2 separate regions of the Homo sapiens genome follow, and region 1 is linked to region 2. Evidence: chromatin loops called from intact Hi-C (ENCODE). Cell type or tissue: CD14-positive monocyte. All regions are shown on one strand. Links, peaks and the distances in the headings refer to the core of each region. The heading gives the core; the rest is flanking DNA. Region 1 has its middle 15 kb from the start of RHOT1. Region 2 holds the start of VILMIR (virus inducible lncRNA modulator of interferon response).

Region 1 (9,436 bases), core at 510-8,509, 48 kb before region 2:
TATCAAGGCAGGCAAGTTGTGAACAAGGAAGTTCATCTTTAGGCTTCCATATTTCTTCTCACTAGAATCCTCCAAATCATTCCCTATTTGCTCTAATCACCCCTTCCAAAAATCTTCCCTAAGAGGTACATCTCATAATTTAAATCTCCTCTGCCTTCCTCCTCCCCACCCCATCGATAGCCCATGCTAGCTTGGCCTGTGTGACTGTGTCCCATTCCTTCTAGCAATCTGCTGTCCCCGCTTGGCTGTGTTAATAGATTGCCCCTGGCCTCCCAAAATGCTGGGATTTACAGGCATGAACCACTGCACCTGCCTGCAATTAAAATTTTTAAAAATGTGGCCGGGCATGGTGGCTCATGCCCGTAATTCCAGCACTTTGGGAGGCTGAGGTGGGCGGATCACCTGAGGTCAGGAGTTTGAGACCAGCCTGGCCAACATGGTGAAACCCAGTCTCTACTAAAAGTACAAAAATTAGCCAGGCATGGTAGTAGGTGCCTGTAATCCCAGCTACCCGGGAGGCTGAGGCAAGAGAATCGTTTGAACCCGGGAGGCAGAGGTTGCAGTGAGCCGAGATCATGCCATTGCACTCCAGCATGGGGAACAAGAGCAAGACTTCGTCTCAAAAAAAAAATTTTTTTTTAATGTAGGTATGATGGTCTCTATGAACCAGACTGAGAATCTACCACTGCCAGGTTTATTCTGTTCCCCATCCCCCCACAGGGCCTTACCCTAGGCACTTACTTCAGGGTGTTCAGGACAGGCTGGTCTCTCTGCTTGACAGGTGCTATGATTTGAATGTGGTTTGTGCCAACCAAAACTCATGTTGAAATTTACTTGCCAACATGATGGTGTTTGGAGGCAGGGTCTTTAAGAGGTGACTGGGTTATTAGGATGGATGAATGACTTCCTCTGGGTGGGTTATCGAGAGAATGGATTAGCTCTCCTGAGAGTAGGTTGTTATAAAGCAGGTCAGCCTATTTTGTCCTCTCTCTCTGGCACATGCTTGCTTGCCCTTCTGCTTCTCTGCCATGTTAGGACACAGGTCAAAGGCCCTCACCAGAAGCTGACCAGATGAGCTGCTCAATCTTGGACTTCCCAGCCTCTAGAACTGTGAACCAAAATAAATCTCTTTTCTTTGTAAATTACCCAGTCTCAGGGTGCATTCCTAAGGTGTATCAGATAACTCTGGGTGACAAGACAGGCAGAACCTCATTATCAGCCTCTCAAGCCTGAGTGAAATGTTTTCATTTTAATAATTGTGGAGTGGTGTCTCATTAATGGTTTTAATTTGCATTTCCTTAAAGAGTGATGATGTTGAACATCTATTCAGTTGGTTATTTATGCCTGTGTCTCTTCTTTTTTTGCATTGTCTGTTCCAACATGTTGCCCATTTATAAACTTAGATGGTTTTCTCATTATTTAATTTTGAGAGTAATTTACATATTTTGGATGAGAGTACTTTTTTTTGTTGTTGTTGGTGTTTAACAAGACTTGACAGATGCAAGCACTTTATCAGAAATCTGATTTTCAAATATTTTCTCTCAGCCTGTGACGATCTTTTCATTTTTTCAACAGCGTCTTTTGAAAGCAGTTCTTAAATTTTTTTGAATGTGCCAAACACATTCATATTTATTTTCTTTTTTTAAAAGTAAATAATAAACAGCAGTTTATCAGTTTGTTAAACAAAAAAAATGACAGGCTGAGGTAAGTCTCCATCAGCCAAAGTTTATTGAGTCCAAGCTTGAGGAAGTGCCCAGGAAAAACACAAGGCACAGAAAGAGTCTGTGGCATGGATTCTCTGAAGAGGTTTTAAGGAGATTTAGTATTTATACATATCCTTAAACAGGGGAAGGCATGGCCAGGCACGGTGGCTCAAGCCTGTAATCCCAGCATTTTGGGAGGCCGAGGCAGGCAGATCACCTGAGGTCGGGAGTTGGAGACCAGCCTGACCAACATGAAGAAACCCCATCTCTACTAAAAATACAAAATTAGATGGGCGTGGTGGTACATGCCTATAATCCCAGCTACTCGGGAGGCTGAGGCAGGAGAATCGCTTGAACCTGGGAGGCGGAAGTTGTGGTAAGGCAAGATCACGCCATTGCACTCCAGCCTGGCCAACAAGAGCGAAACTCTATCTCAAAAAAAAAAAAGAGGGGTGGGGAAGGCATGTAGGATGAGGGGCAGGTAAGTAGTGAGACAGGGAATGGTTATATTCTTGTGAGACTTTAGTTAGTGCCCAGTAGATCTGCATTTTACATAAGATAAGGTGAACTTCTGAAGGAAAAAAAGGGAGTAAAGGAAGAATTAATTGTGCAGGTGTCTCCGGGTAGGTGGAAGCATGATTAATCTCATCTTCGCTTTGTTCTGCACCTGGAAAGATAAGCTTGGAATCAACATTATCCGTGTAGAAAGGAACAACATTGGTTTCAGGAGCTACATTTAGATTGCAGACCTAAAGTTACAATCAACATGCCCTCATTTTACGGGTGGATATACATCTTGACATCTTGAAAGTTTTTGAGGCAGCAAAATATTTAAGTGTGACTGATTTGTGGGGCAAACATCTGGAGCTGCCTGAGGCCTTTTGCATCCTGTGGGGGTCTGGCTAATGCTTCATGCTTTCACACAAGCTTGTGAAGTAGCAGCTTTGCACTTGGCAAAAGCATGGCAGTGTTGTGTGGCACAACCTCCAGGCTTAACTTTCTCTTTGGCATAAGGAGTTTGGGGATCCTGAGATTCTTTTTATTTTCCTTTATAAGTTTTACTTTTTTAAAACCTAAGCTTAACATTACATATTTAAACAACTGTCAAAACTTACTAAGTTGCCAGCCAGCATTCACGCACAACTAGAAAACATGCTTAATTTATATTAAACCAGAAATATATTACCATTAATATCTTTCAGTACTAAATACTGGGGAAAAAAAGCAATTATTTCTGTAGAAGATTCATCCTGAACAATGTTAACTTATCAGCAGGCTGACACCACTTGCATCACATTTCAAGAAAAATTGAAAATCAGATACATTGGTAGTGTACAATCTTGTACACTACCGAAGAATCATAGCTGGATGGGTGCAGTGGCTTCCACCTGTATTCCCAGCACTTTGGGAGGCTGAGGCGGGAGGCTTCCGTGATAGTTAAACTCTGCCTGTTGAAAAAAAACAAACCGGGGATGGTGGCAAAGTCACGCCTGTAATCCCAACACTGTGAGAGGCCGATGCAGAAGGACTGATTGAGTCCAGGAGCTTGAGACCAGCCTGGGCAACATGGAGAAACCCTGTCTCTACAAAAAATACAAAAATTAGCTAGGCATGCTGGTGCATGCCTGTAGTCCCAGCTACTCGGGAGGCCTAGGTGGGTGGGAAGATTGCTTGAGCCTGGGAGGTTGAGGCTGCAGTGAGCCAAGATGGAGCCATAGCCTGGGTGACAAAGCGACACCCTGTCTCAAATAAATAAATAAATAAATGAGTCACAGCTTACTTTGGATTATGTTTAATTAAGAAAAGCAAAGTGCATACAGAGATTTATAACTTTAAAAACAAAAAAAAAAAGTCTTTTTATATGATCCAAAGAATAAACTCAAAAGTCCATGACAAATAGAAGTTCTAAACAATTGTTTACAAATACTTTAGGTATAATTACAGTAAAAGTCAAGTTCATTTGAAATCACCAAAAAAAAAGTTTCAGGTTGGACACGGTGGCTCACCACCTGTAATCCCAGTATTTAGGGATTTTCTTACAATAAAAGGCATACAGGTTGATTATTTTAGGCATACAGGTTGATTATTTTAGGCATACAGGTTGATTATTAAATGACATGATTGCCCATATATAAAATTTTAAGGAATCTAAAAACAAAAAACAGCTTCCAAAACTAGTGAGTTTAGAAGCACAGAGGATGCAACATAAATATATGAAAATCGATTGTATTTCTATATAGTAACAAAAAACAAGTAGACACTAAAATTAAAACTACTATGTTGTTTATAATCATTCGAAAAGGTAAATACTTAGCTATAAATCTCACAAAACATGGACAGAACTCATAAGCTGAAACCTACACAGTGCTGAGGAAAACAGTCCCTGGATCATCCTGCAGCCTGGAGGGCACCGCCTCGGCGGCCCGGCTGACTCTCACGGCCCTGGGACTTTCAGGGTGGAGCGTGAACAGGCTTCCGGGAAACATCTTCCATCAGCCAAACCGTCCCGCTGCCTTATTGAAGAAGTCCATCTTCCAGTTTTTCTGCTCATATCTCTGAATCTCTCCTTGGCAAAGGCTCACGTGGGCTCCGGCACGGGCGTCATGCGGAGGACAAGGAAGGGGAGCCGCGCGTCTGGGGGTGACTCCCGGAGCCCCGCCTGCACCCAGGCCCGCCCTTCCTGCGCAGTGGCCCTGCCTGAGGCTGCTTTCCACCAGCGGGAATCGAAACTGATCTAGATGAGAACACATATGTGGAGGGAGGAGACTTGGCTAGAAAGGAGAAAGAGCAAGAACACCTTTATGAGGCAGAGAAGGGACAGTGACGAGGATTAGGGTTCAGGGCTGCAGGCTGCCCCCCTGCTGGTCCCCCAGCTCAGGCCCCTCCCCACCCCTCCCTCTAGCCGAACTCTCATCAGCAGGACCAGGCAGCACAGGGCTTGGCCCAAAAAGAACAAATTGAAGTTATTCAGAGAGCTGAGGAAACCCCTCTTATAGGCATCAACTGGTTTCCAGGAAAAGAGAGATGTTAATAGCTGACCCCACCACTGCAATGACTCTTTTGAGCCCTAAAGCAAATAGAAAAATCACTGGGGTAGGGAAGAAACATTTCGCATAGTGGTGCTCAGACTTTGGTAAGACAAGAATCTTCCAAGATTTGGGTGCTTGGGGGTAGGGCTAGAAATGTGCATTCTCTTTTTTTTTTTTTTGAGATAGGGTCTCGGTCTGTTGCCCAGGCTGGAGTGCAGTGGCTCAATCATGGCTCACTGTAGCCTCGACCTCCCGGGCTCAAGTGATCCTCCCACCTCGGCCTCCCAAGTAGCTGGGACCAGCGACATGCACCACCACGCCCCGCTAATTTTTTACTTTTTTGTAGATGCAGAGTCTTGCTATGTTGCTCAGGCTGGTCTTAAACTCCTGGGATCAAGTGATCCTCCTACCTTGGCCTCTCAAAGTGCTGGGATTATAAGTGTGAGCCACCATGCCCAGCTGAAAGCTGCATTTTCAGCAAGCCTCTCACACAGACCTTGGTTTTGTGGGCCCTAAAGATTACAAATATAGGGGGCATCTTTAAGAAAAATAATTTCTTTTTTTTTTTTTGTCTTTGAAACAGACTCTGGCTCTGTCACCCAGGCTGGAGAGCAGTGGCATGATCTCTGCTTACTGCAGCCTCCACCTCCAGGACTCCCACCTCAGCCTCCCAAATAGCTGGTACTACAGGTGCACACCACCACGCCCAACTAATTGTTACATTTTTTGTAGAGACAGGGTTTCCTCATGTTGTCCAGGCTGGCCTTGAACTCCAGGGCTCAAACGATCCTACCACTTTGGCCTGCCAAAGGCTCGGATTACAGGCATGAGCCACCGTGCCTGGCCAAAAAATAATATCTTACTTTACAAAACTAGATGAGCATCTGTGTGCATTGCTAGTGGGGCCCCACACAAGGGAAGGACCCTGCGGCACAAGCCTCGTAGCCCTTCCCATGAGTCCACTTCTGAGCCAAGAGGATTTTGATGCAGGAAGAAAGAGCTTCCTTGAAGAAACACAGACCAGTGCTTTAGTCACAGCATTACTGAGCACCTGCTGGGTGCCAGGCCCTGAGCTTGACTGTGGGGACCACAAACCAAGAGGGCACTGACCTTTCCCACCATGTATCATTAGAGTTGGTGGTTATGAAAATTATTAAATGCACTAACACGCTATGAAGGAAATGTAGTCAGTGTTCTGGGGGGAGAAAAGGGGGCCGGCAGCTAAGTGAAACCAGGCAAGTTACTTTAAATCTCCAAGCCTCAGTTTCCTCATCTGTAAAATGGAGCTCATCACAGAACCTATTTCATAAGGTTGTTGTGAGGATTAAAAGAGCTAATGCCTGTGAGGTACTTAAGTCCGTGCCCGGCACAGAGTGAGCACTCTAAGTTATATCTGTGTTTTTGCATATCGGACCTGTGATTGGTGAGACCAGGGTGGACTTCAGGGAGGGGGTGGGCCTTTGGTTTAGGACAGATGGTGCATTCCAGGGACTGCAGGGAGAAGGAGTAGAAGAGCACGCTCCTCTCTGTGTGTGCACTTGTGTGTGCATGTGTGTGTGTTTGTGCACGTGTGTCCTCAGGGAGAGATGAGCAGCTCCTTGTGACTGAAGAGCAGACATCAAGAAGGAGGCACTTAGACACCAGGTGCTGCAGAAGCAGCAGGGTCCCAGTCTGGAGGCCTCGTATTCCAGGCCAAGGAGATTAGACACTGGGTGCTGGAGAAGCAGCAGGGGCCTGGTTTGGAGAAGTGGGCAGGGGACTGATCTGGAGGCCCTTGTGTTCCAGCAAAGGAGCTCAGACTTTCTCCTGAGCAGTGCGAAGCATCACTGAAGGACTGTAAGCAGAGGAGTAAGAAAGCAGGTTTTGTGTGTCATAAAAATACTCGAGTGGTAAAGAGGCGGAGGGATTGGAGGAGGTAAGACAAACCGCAGGAGGCTGTCTGGGAGGCAGTACAGACATCCAGCTGAGACTCGCACTCAGCTCAGAGCCTGGGCAATGGCAGTGGGACAGAGACAGGCCAAGTAACTGGCCATTTGTGTTATGAAAAGTGCTGTTTCACAGCTTCCTATTACTCACAGTAAAGAACTGCAGCAGGGCTGGATAAGGCCATGGTACAATATTAACTTCACAGAGATAGCAGGTCATCTGATATGAAACCACTCCCTGGCAGACGCCTGGTCTGTCTGGCAACCATGTTGGCACCGTAATCCCATTTCATTTTTTTTTTCTTTTAAGACAAAAGTTTCCCTCTTGTTGCCCAGGCTGGAGTGCAATGGCCCAGTCTCAGCTCACTGCAACCTCCTCCTCCTGGGTTCAAGCGATTCTTCTGCCTCAGCCTCCCACGTAGCTGGGATTACAGGAGACTGCTACCACACCTGGCTAATTTTTGTGTTTTTAGTAGAGGCGAGGTTTCACCATGTTGGTCAGGCTGGTCTTGAACTCCTGTCCTCAGGCAATCCACCGGCCTCGGGCTCCCAAAGTGCTGGGATTACAGGTGTAAGCCACTGCGCCCGGCCCATGATCCCATTTCTGAGCACATACAATCAATTCTCATAGTGTGGTCCCCTCTGCCCATTTCTCTGTGGGCAAGAGGTTCTGAAATACCCAATATAAAACACTGTGATGGGGCCAGGCACAGTGGCTCATGCCTGTAAATCCCAGCGCTTTGGGAAGCCGAGGTGGGCGGATCAGTTGAGCTCAGGAGTTTGAGACTAGCCTGGACAACATGGCAAAACCCCGTCTCTACAAAAAATACAAAAATAAAAAATAAAACACTGTGATGGGAGTGGGGGTTTGTGTGGGACAGTTCAGTTGGCACCCATGTGGAGTTAATCAGACCCCATGGAGCTACTCAGATCAAAGTGATTTAAGCATTTTTTGTCTTCATGAACAAAGACAAGTTCCAGAGGTACAGCCTAAACTTCAGACCCTCAAGTTTTGGCTGGAGTGAGTGAACCAGAACAGTGAGTCCCAATCTTTTAAGGGAAGCATAATTTATATAAAGTAAGGCCTGCGACAGGGTCAACATTAGAATGGGCTCGTAGTGAAATAAGAGCCCTGTGAAACTTCCTGTGGAGTTACACAAATTACAAATCCACCAGGACTTTCCCCAGTGTCCAACTTCCAAAAATACTGTGTGTATAAAACAGTAACGTAATTCAAAGAAGTTATCCAAATTGCTCATGTCAACATGTTGCTTACTGAAATAGCCATAAAAAAACAAATCCCGCTGGGCGCTGTGACTCACACCTGCAATCCCAGCACTTTAGGAGGCAAGAGGATCATTTGAGCCCAGCAGTTCGAGACCAGCCTGGACAACATGGCAAAACACTGTCTCTACAAAAAATCAAAAATAAACTGGGCATGGTAGTTCATGCTTGCAGTCCCAGCTAATCGGGAGCCTGAGGTGGGAGGATCACTTGAACGTGGGAAATGGAGACTGCAGTGAGCTGAGATCATGTAGCTTGGGCAACAAGCAAGACTGTTTCAAAAAAAGATAGAAAGAAAGAAAGAAAGAAAGAAAGAAAGAAAGAAAGAAAGAAAGAAAGAAAGAAAGAAAGAAAGAAAGAAAGAAAGAAAGAAAGAAAGAAAGAAAGAAAGAAAAGAACAAATCCCATGCCTTCTTTGAGAAAAAATGTTATTTTTTAAAATCAAGATTTGAAGACATATCTTTGCAGAAATGTTAGAACAGCAATCTGGGGTTAGTCAAAGGTATGTAATAAAAAATTTGAAGTACAGATCAATTTAAAGAAGAATATTAAATAAATAGTGTTGATGGCACATGGACACAGGAACATTCAGAAATGTGGCATGTGGTTGGCTGAAATATTAGAAGCACCAGTTTAGTCATTCAGCCTCATTGCAGTTTTCAGATGCGATTCTGAGGCACAGAGAGGGGAAGTGACTTTCTCAAGGGATCATTGTATAGTTGAGGATTACTTTTGGGAGCATTGAACAGAAAACCCCCAAATGTAGAGGCTTGAACAAGATAGAAGGGTTTGTTTTTCTCTCATATGAAAAAGGCTGGCGGTCAGCCATTCAGGTCTGGGGTGGCAGCCCCACTGTTCCTGGGGACTCAGCTCCTTGTATTTTCTCCTGAATCACCCTTAGTTTGTTACTTCATGAACTAAAATGGCTGCTGGAGCATCAGCCATCGCATCTGTTATTTCAGGCAACATGAAGGAGAACAAGGCGAAGGGGCAAAGGGCACTCCTCCTCTCAGACAAGTTAGCTTGCTCCCTCTAAGAAGCCTTCCTGGGGGTCCCACGCAATTCAACTTCACCCCATTTCCGGATCTTATTCACGTGGCTACTCATAACTGCAAGGGAGACTGAAAAGCAGTCTTATTGGGTATATTGTCACCCTAAACAAAATTGGGGTTCTGTTACGGGCATATCCAGGATTTTTAGTGGGTCCGGAAGCTTTTGCAATTTCTCTTTAAGAAAATATACAAAATTGGCCGGGCACGGTGGCTCATGCCTGTAATCCCAGCACTTTGGGAGGCCGAGGCGTGTGGATCACGAGGTCAGGAGATCGAGACCATCCTGGCCAACACCGTGAAACCCCGTCTCTACTAAAAAAAATACAAAAACTTAGCTGGGCGTGGTGGCAGGTGCTTGTAGTTCCAGCTACTCGGGAGGCTGAGGCAGGAGAATGGCGTGAACCTGGGAGGCAGAGCTTGCAGTGAGCCGAGATTGCACCACT
Region 2 (9,512 bases), core at 880-8,879:
CTGACTGGCTCCCGCCTCCCCACCGCTCTCTCACCCTCCCAGCCCCCTCCTCCCTCCCTCCCTCTCTCCCTTCCCTTCCTTTATCCCGGCCGCTCTTCCCACCTTCCCCAGCCGGAGAGAGGGGGCCGCGCTCCCCCCAGCCCCTCCCCCTCCCTCCCTGGGGCCGCCGCCATCTTGCAGGATGCTGGGGAGGGAGCCGCGTGCAGGCAATGGGAACAATGCATCTTTTATGAAGCGATCCCCTCTCCTTGCCTGGAAACCTCGCATTAATGCGGCAATGATTTCCCTCGTAATAGAGGGGGCTCTCCCGCGCCCCCAACCCGAGGGGCGCAAGAAGGGAGGGGGCCAGGTTCGGGGGTGAGGAGTGAAAAGTGGAGGGTGATGGAGTCATCGCTCCGGGCTCCCAGCTCTGCAGCCGGCGCCCTCCCCGCGCCCAGCCTGGAGACCCCCACCCCACCCCGCAGGCGGAGGTTCCCAGAGTGGGGGAGGGGTTCCGGCGCGAGGCCCTCTAGTAACTTCTGGGCTGAGACCCAGCCACAGAGTCCCGGCCGATGGGACCCCCACCTCCCTATTCTCAGCCCTGGCATTGGCCAGAAAGGGCGCAGGAGACCCTCGGCTGCCCCTGGGGCCCTCTGTCTGCGGCCAGGTCCTCTGGGACACGTGTCCCCCCCTCCCCCCAGAACCCTCAGAGGTTCCCCATCTCCTCTAAGCCCTGTTTCCTTCCCCTCTTCTCTTCCATCTTGCCGCCTCACTCCCATCCATACAGCTCCTGCCTCCCTCGTCCTCTCCTGGCTCCCCCTTTCCCCTTCCCTGCTGCCTGCCCCCTCCCTCCACACCCCCTTCCCTGCGTGCTAATGGCCCGGTGGCAGGCGGCTCCGTGGCTGTTTCTGGGGGAGGCGGGTTTGCAGCCAGGGGAGATGTTGGAGCGGTTTGGGGAGGGGGAGGAAGAAAAATTATACATACGTAAATCTGGGATAATGACGGTGCTGCTAATGGGGCGGGCGGCGGCAGTTCCCCCAACAAACACACACCCCATCACACACACTCAGGGACCAACCTGGCTTCCTGACGCGTTTGAGGGTCCGTGGGCCCCGATCATCTCCTTGACTGGCCCTGAACCATCCCTGCTGCAGATATGGGGTCCATGCTCATTTGTGACATCAATGAAACATCCCCCTCCAGCCCCCCAATTCAATTTGCGGCTTGCCACTTTGCTTGCCCTGTGGCCTAGGGGTGAGTAGTTACCCCAGCAGGACAGGTGTGTTCACTTGGGTCTTTTACCCCACCACCAGCCTGGACCCCCACTCCTCTAGGTTTTCTGAGGTCACACCACCCACCACATGACATCTTTTGCATAACTGAAGGAAGGTCAGACGGATTTTCTTACCCTTTCTCCATTTCATAGCTGTGTGACCTTAGGCAAGTTAACCTCTCTGAGATTCAGTTATCTCTACTTGTAATTTGGGAATAATTATGTTCAAAGAACCTGAGGCTGAGGTGGGAGGATCACTTGAGGCAAGGAGTTGGAGACCAGCCTGGGCAACATAGCCAAACCCCTGTCTCAAATTAAAAAAAAAAAACTTTTTGAAAAAATAAGTCAAGTTAAGGGCCAGGCACAGTGGCTCACACCTGTAATCCCAGCACTTTGGGAGGCCAAGGCAGGTGGATCACTTGAGGTCAGGAGTTCAAGACCAGCCTGGCCAACATGGTGAAACCCTGTCTCTACTAAAAAAAAAAAGTACAAAAATTAGCCGGTATGGTGGTGCATGCCTGTCATCCCAGCTGCTTGGGAGGCTGACGCACGAGAATCCCTTGAACTGGGAGGCGGAGGTTGCAGTGAGCGGAGGTCGCACCACTGCACTCCAGCCTGGGCAACAGAGCAAGACCCTGTCTCTAAAAAAAAAAAAAGAGAGAGAGAACATGAATTCACGTTTGTGCTTCCCAACTCCTTCATCACTTGCCTGGATTTACTGAGGTTGCCTTGGCCACAGCCTCCTGGCTTCTGCCCTGGCCTCCATCATCCGTTTGTTTCGGCCTCAAGTGATCTGTTCGTCTCGGCCTCCCAAAGTGCTGGGATTACAGGTGTGAGCCACCGCGCCTGGCCAAAATTTATAAACCTTGACTCTTATTCTCGGTGTGTCCCACAATACCTGGCACCTACTAGATTTTCAAATATGCGTTGAATGAGTGAATTAAATAAATAATGTTGTGACTATGTAAGGATATAACTGATGTAAAGTTCTTGGCAGGTCGCCAGCATTCAATAAACCAAGATGCTGGGCACAGTGGCTCATGTCTGTAACCCCAGCATGTTGGGAGGCCGAGGCAGGAGGATAGTTTGAACCAGGGGTTCAAGAGCAGCCTGGACAACAAAGCGAGACCCTGTCTCTACAAAAATTACAAAAAAATTAGCTGGGTGTGATAGTGTATACCTGTGGTCCCAGCTATTCGGGAGGCTGAGGTGGGAGGATCACTTGAGCCTGGGAGGTTGAGGCTACAGTGAGCCAGGTTCCTGCGATCCAGCCTGAGTTACTGAGTGAGACCCTGTCCACATCCCCACAAGAGGTAAACTTATGTTCATCAAAAGACATGTACAAGGATGTTCATAGCTGCTTTATCTACAATAACCATTCACTGCAAACAACTCAAATATCTATCAGCAGTAAGATAAATACATTGTGATACATCTCCACAATGGAATATTATACAACAAAGAAAAAGAACAGGAAAACAGACATGACAATAGATTCTCACAGATACAATGTTGCGTAAAAGCAAGATGCCAAACCATGTATTTCCACTTACACAAAGTTCAGGGGTAGGCAAAACTAATCTATGATGAAAATGTCAAATTGGAGGATATTGACTGAGAAAGAGCATTTGGGAATTTCCTGGAGGGACAAATATGTTCTTCTGGTCTGCATGGTGGATACACAGGTATACATGTGTAGAAATTCACCACGCTGAAATTTATGATTTGTGCACTTTACCATATTCATTAAAAAAAAAAAAAAAGAGGAAGCCAGTCATGATGGCTTGTGCCTGTAATCCAAGCTACTCAGGAGGCTGAGATGGGAGGATCGCTTGAGGCCAAGAGCTCGAGACCAGCCTGGGTGATGCAGTGAGCCCTTGTCTTCATTAAAAAAAAAAAAAAAAAAAAAAAAGATTAGGCTGGGTGCAGTGGCTCACGCCTGTAATCCCAGCACTTTGGGAGGCCAAGGTGAGCAGATCACTTGAGGTCATGAGTTCGAGACTTGCCTTGAAAACATGGTGAAGCCCCGTTTCTACTAAAAATATAAAAATTAGCCAGGTTAGGCCAGGGACGGTGGCTTACGCCTGTAATCCCAGCACTTTGGAGGCCGAGGTGGGCGGATTATAAGGTCAGGAGTTTGAGACCAGCCAATATGGTGAAACCCCGTCTCTACTAAAAATACAAAAATTAGTCAGGTGTGGTGGGTGCCTGCCTGTAGTCCCAGCTACTCAGGAAGCTGAGGCAGAAGAATTGCTTGAACCTGGGAAGCAGAGGTTCCAGTGAGCTGAGATCGCGCCATTGCACTCCAGCCTGGGACACAGAGGAAAACTCCGTCTCAAAAAGAAAAAAAAATTAGCCAGGCATTGTGGAGGGTACCTGTAATCGCAACTCCTCAGGAGGCTGAGGCAGGAGAATCACTTGAACCTGGGAGGTGGAGGTTGCAGTGAGCCGAGGTCACACCACTCCACTACAGCCTGGGTGACAGAGCGAGACTCCATCTCAAAATAATAATCATAATAATAATGAAAAGAAATGATGCTGGATGCAGTGGCTCATGCCTATAATCCCAACACTTTGGGAGGCCAAAGCAGGAGGATCACTTGAAGCCAGGAGTTTGAGACCAGCCTGGGCAATGTAGCAGGACCCTATCTCTACAAAAACATATATATTTTAAAAATTAGCCAGGTGTGGTGGTGCATGTCTGTAGTCCCAGCTACTCGCATGGCTGAGGCAGGAGGATCACCTCAGTCCAGTAATTTGAGGCTGCAGTAAGGTGTGGTCATGCCACTGGACTCCAGCCTGGGCAATAGAGCAAGACCCTATCGCAAAATAAAAGAATAAAATATACAATAAAAATAAAACAGAGCAAAGAGAATGTCCCCTAGAGCCATGTGTGATCCATACGCTTTGTGAATCCTGACACCTCCTCTCCTTCGAGGTTGTACAACTGTCTTCCAAAGTTGGAAAAAAAATGTTTAAACCTGCCCAGATTCAGGAGGGAGGTCCCAGGGGTACCAGTGCCCTCCCCCATTTCCCAAGGACAACAAGGGTTTCCAGCCTCACTTGGCCTTGGGGTGTGCGCAGCTCGGTGTGAGGGCCAGTGGTTGATCTTGAAGTTTCTTTCCTACTCCCTCATCCGTTTCCTGCCCAAGCTGTGGTTCCAGCTGACTCCCCTATCAGAGGCTGCGAGTGAGTTCAGTTGTTATGGCAACGGGGCTGCGGAGATCCCCAGGAACCTGCTGGTCCGCCTCATTGCCTCACCGTATGGGGAGCTGCTTTTCCCCTTAAAAATGAAACGGGAGTGGGATGGGGGAGGAACCCCCTTCTTCTGCTCTGGAATGAAATGCCTCCCTCACCTGCTTTGTCGCAAACCCCCGGTTTGGAGAGGAGGGTCTGGATGGGACCCAGACTGTGGATAAGGATGGAGGGAGGAGAACTCCTGCTCCCTGGGTTTTAGCAGCCTTCCCAGGTCTCACAGAACACGAGGAACACGGTCTTTCTCCAGCTCCAACTTTTCTCATCTGTTCATTCATTTTTTCCACAGGAGGCATGAGGAGGTGAGAGATGGAAAGAATGCTGTCTGTCATTTGGAGTCAGAAGGAAAAGAAGGTTGAGGGTCTGCCAGCTCTGCTCTAGTGGTTTTTTCCTGTTTCACCTTTTACAAAATCGAGATAATCGTTTCTACTTGGTAGCGATATTGTGAGGTGTAAAATGGATTAATACATGCAAAATGCTTAAAGCAACTTCTGGCATACGGTGATCTCTCAACCAATCCATTGTTATTTTATTATTATTATTTTTTTGAGACAGAGTTTTGCTCTTGTTACCCAGGCTGGAGTGCAATGGTGTGATCTCGGCTCACTGCAACCTCTGTTTCCCGGATTCAAGCGATTTTCCTCCTCCTGAGTAGCTGAGATTACAGGTGCCCACCACCACACCCAGCTAATTTTTTGTTTTCTTTTGTTTTTTGTTTTTTTTTTTTGAGACAGAGTCTCACTCTGTTGCCCAGGCTGGAGTGCAGTGGCACGATCTCGGCTCACTGCAAGCTCTGCCTCCCGGGTTCACACCATTCTCCTGCCTCAGCCTCCCCAGTAGCTGGGACTACAGGCGCCCGCCACCACGCCTGGCTAATTTTTTGTATTTTTAGTAGAGATGGGGTTTCACCATGTTAGCCAGGATGGTCTCCATCTCCTGACCTCGTGATCCACCCACCTTGGCCTCCCAAAGTGCTGGGATTACAGGCGTGAGCCACCGCGCCTGGCCAATTTTTTGTATTTTTAGTAGAGATAAGGTTTCACCGTGTCAGCCAGGCTGGTCTCAAACTCCTGACCTCAGGTGATCCACCCGCCTCAGCCTCCCAAAGTGCTGGAATTACAGGTGTGAACCACCGTGCCCAGCAGGGAGACCCTGTTTCTACAAGAAAAAATTTACTGTGATCCCAGCACATTGGAAGGCCAAGGTGGGAGGATCACTTGAGCCTAGGAGTTCAAGTCCAGCCTGGGCAACATACATAGGGAGAACCCATCTCTTAAAAAAAGAAAAAAAGGAGAAATAATTACATGTAACCCTACCAGCAGTTTTGTGGGATTGCTATGATCATACCCATTTCACAGATTAGGTAACTGAGGTTTTAGTGCCCTGGAGATGAAGGCATTCTCTAGTCTCCCAGAAGCCCTGAACTCTTGAACAACCCCAAATGCTAAACTCAGCAGTAAAATGGCTGGTGGCTCCTACCTGAGGGTTCACAGAGGGGCTGCCTGTGCTTGCCTCCCAGCCCTTCCTTCCTGCATCCCAGCCCTTTCTTCCTGTGTATTAAGAGGGTTGCAGCTACTTCAGGGCCAGTGTCTCCACGAGTCATCATGACGGCTTCCTGATCATGGCTCTCTCTCTCTCTTTTTTTTTTTAAGACGAAGTCTCGCTCTGTCGCCCAGGCTGGAGTGCAGTGGCATGATCTCGGCTCACTGCAAGCTCCGCCTCCTGGGTTCACGCCATTCTCCTGCCTCAGCCTCCCTAGTAGCTGGGACTAGAGGCATGCACCACCACGCTCAGCTAATTTTTTTTGTATTTTTAGTATAGACGGGGTTTTACTATGTTAGCCAGGATGGTCTTGATCTCCTGATCTCGTGATCAGCCCGCCTCAGCCTCCCAAAATGCTGGGATTACAGACATGAGCCACCGCACCCGGCCGCCTCTCTCTTTTACTAACCACAGGGATTCAGAAAATTCTTCCTCCCTCGGGGCAAAAAAAAAAAAATAAATAAAAAATCATATATTATAGATGAACTGATGTAGTTTGGATCTGTTTCCCTGCCAAATCTCATGTTGAACTGTAATTCCCAATATTGGAGGTGGGGCTTGGTGGGAGGGGATTGGATCATGGGGGCGGATCCCTCATGAATGGCTTAGCGCCATCTCTTTGGTGCTGTCCACACAATTGTGAGTGAGTTCTTTGGAGAATTAGTTGTTTTGTTTGTTTGTTTTTTGAGATGGATTCTCGCTCTGTCACCCAGGCTGGAGTGCAGTGGTGCAATCTCAGCTCACTGCAACCTCCACCTCCTGGATTCAAGCGATTCTCCTGCCTCAGCCGCCTGAGTAGCCAGGATTATAGGCCTGCGCCACTGCGGCCAGCTAATTTTTTTGTATTTTTAGTAAAGATGGGGTTTCACTGTGTTGGTCAGGGTGGTCTCGAACTCCTGACCTCAAATGATCCACCTGCCTTGGCCTCCCAAAGTGTTGGGATTACAGGCTTGAGCCACTGCACCTGGCCTGGAGATCTGGTTGTTTAAGTGTGTGGCACCTCCCCTCCACCCCACTCTCTCTCCTGCTCCTGCTTTTGCCATGTGAAGTTCCTGCTTCACCTTCTGCCATGAGTTAAAGCTCCCTGAGATCTTTCCAGAAGCCAAGCAGATGCCAGCACTGTGCTTGTACAGCCCGCAGAACTGTGAGTCAATTAAGCCTCTTTTCTTTATAAATTACCCATTCTAGCCAGGTGTGATGGCTCACGTCTGTAATCCCAGCACTTTGGGAGGCCGAGGCAGGCGGATCACTTGAGGTTAGAAGTTTGAGACCAGCCTGGCAAACATGGTGAAACCCCATCTTTACTAAAAATACAAAAATTAGCCCGGTGTGGTGGCACACACTTGTAATCACAGCTACTTGGGAGGCTGAGGCAGGAGAATCGCTTGAACCCGGGAGGAGGAGGTTGCAGTGAGCCAAGATCGTGCCACTGCACTCTAGCCTAGGTAACAGAGTGAGACTCCATCTCAAATAAAATAAAATAAAGTGAAATAAAGTAAAATAAATAAAATAAAATGTACCCATTCTTTGATATTTCTTTACAGCAAATTTACCCATATAGGCAACGGCCTAATACATGAACCCTCTCAACCCCCATCCCAGTTCCCTCCTTACAGAAGCTACTGCTGTCTGTTTGGAGTGTATCCTTACAGACCTTTTTCTAAATGTTTACATACACCTATACCAGCTATATAAACACACTATTGATTTTGTGGGATATCTTAGTTTGGGTCCTCCCAAAGGCAGAGACCCTGAGACAAAGATTTGCAGGGGTAAGTTGTTGACCTGGGAGCAGATCCCAGGAAATAGCAACAGGGAAGCTGGGAAGTGAGAAAGGAATGACAGGTTGTGATTTGCAAAGATTGTCAGCCCTGGTATTGATCGTATTGCATAGGCTCTTCTTACAAAGTGCTGGTGCTCCTCTCGTGAGAGGCGGGGTGTATTAGTTCCTTCTCACACTGTTATGAAGAAATGCCTGAAACTGGGTAATTTATAAAGAAAAGAGGCTTAATTGGCTCATGGTTCTGTGGGCTGTACAGGAAACATAGCTGGGGAGGCCTCAGAAAACTTACAATCATGGTGGAAGGCCAAGGGGAAACATGGCTGGAGAAGGAGCAAGAGAAAGAGCAGGGAGGTACTATACACTTTTAAACAACCAGATCTTGTAAGAACTCACTCACTATCACAAGAGCAGCAAGGGAGGACTCTGACCCCATGATGCAATCACCTCCCACCTGGCCCTTCCTCCAACACCAGGGATTACAATTCAACATAAGATTTGGGTGGGGGGGGATACAAATGCAAACCATATCACAGGACCTGTGTTCCCACCTCCTAAACCTGGGTGGGACTTGTGACTGCCTGGCAAATTCTAAAGTTTTTTGTAGAGGTGGGGTCTTGCTGTGTTGTCCAGGCTGGTCTCCTTGGCCTCCCAAAGTGCTGGGATTGCAGGTGTGAGCCAACATGCCTGGTCCAATTTAGATTTTTTTTTTAAGATGGAGTCTTGCTGTGTTGCCCAGGCTGGAATATAGTGGCACCATCTCGGCTCACTGCAAGCTCTACCTCCTGGGTTCAAGCAATTATCCCTGCCTCAGCCTCTCAAGTAGCTGGGATTACAGGTGCCTGCCACCATGCCCAGCTAATTTTTGTATTTTTAGTAGAGATGGAGTTTCGCCACATTGGCCAGGCTGGTCTCGAACTCCTGATCTCAGGTGATCCACCCACCTCCGTCTCTTAAAGTGCTGGGATTACAGGCACGAGCCACTGCACCCGGCCCCAATTTAGATTTTAAAGAAATTACTAAGGCTGCTAAACCTTATGTTGCTCTTAGCCCCAAGGGCGCTGAGAGTTGGGTTTTCCCAATCCCAGGCTTCCTGGGTATAGCTCAGACCACCCTTAAGTTTTCCACCCATGCTCCCTCATCCATTCTTTCTTCCCTTCTACAAATTTTCCCCTTCTCTGTTGGCCAGGAACATTTATGCAATAATGTCACACCAGTGACTACCAGAGCTGAATGCCGATAGAGTAACAGAATGCTAAGATGGACATTTCAACCAGGCAGACACAACGACTAGCAATGGAAGCCAGACCACAGTGAAGATCTTTTCTTTTCTCTTTTCTTTCCTTTTCTTTTTTTTCTTTCTTTCTTTTCTTTCTTTCTCTTTCTCTCTCTCTCTCTCTCTCCCTCCCTCCCTCCCTTTTTCTCTCTCTCTTTCTTTCCTTTCTTTCTTTTTTTTTTTTGAGACAGAGTCTCACTCTGTTGCCCAGGCTGGAGTGCAGTGGCGCAATCTCGGCTCACTGCAAGCTTGGCTCACTGCAACCTCCGCCTCCCAGGTTCACTCCATTCTCCTGCCTCAGCCTCCTGAGTAGCTGGCACTACAGGCGCCCGCCACCGCGCCCGGCTAACTTTTTGCATTTTTAGTAGAGACGGGGTTTCACCGTGTTAGCCAGGATGGTCTCGATC

The links. Hi-C counts contacts between places; a loop is a spot of excess contacts. Peaks named below come from ENCODE experiments on the same cell type or tissue, not always from the same donor. Only the 100,000 strongest peaks of a DNase experiment are listed, where the experiment ranks them.
Region 1: it touches region 2 in a loop (3-fold over the local background); 16 of 110 quality-filtered maps call a loop at or near these places.

What each region holds. Positions count from the first base shown.
Region 1 is chr17:32,122,498-32,131,933 of GRCh38, reverse strand. No RefSeq gene overlaps it. Among named protein-coding and RNA genes, the nearest start is that of RHOT1, 15 kb to the left of the region's middle. RefSeq lists enhancers at 4,202-4,261, 4,322-4,541. In CD14-positive monocyte, for the core only: no CTCF peak of the experiment used is centred there; a DNase peak (open chromatin) is centred at 4,313; H3K4me3 peaks cover 1,907 bases; H3K27ac peaks cover 1,661 bases.
Region 2 is chr17:32,074,868-32,084,379 of GRCh38, reverse strand. It overlaps VILMIR (virus inducible lncRNA modulator of interferon response), which reads right to left and starts at 1,345. Exons shown (of 3, transcript NR_199605.1): 1 at 1,058-1,345. RefSeq lists an enhancer at 127-647. In CD14-positive monocyte, for the core only: no CTCF peak of the experiment used is centred there; a DNase peak (open chromatin) is centred at 4,439; H3K4me3 peaks cover 63 bases.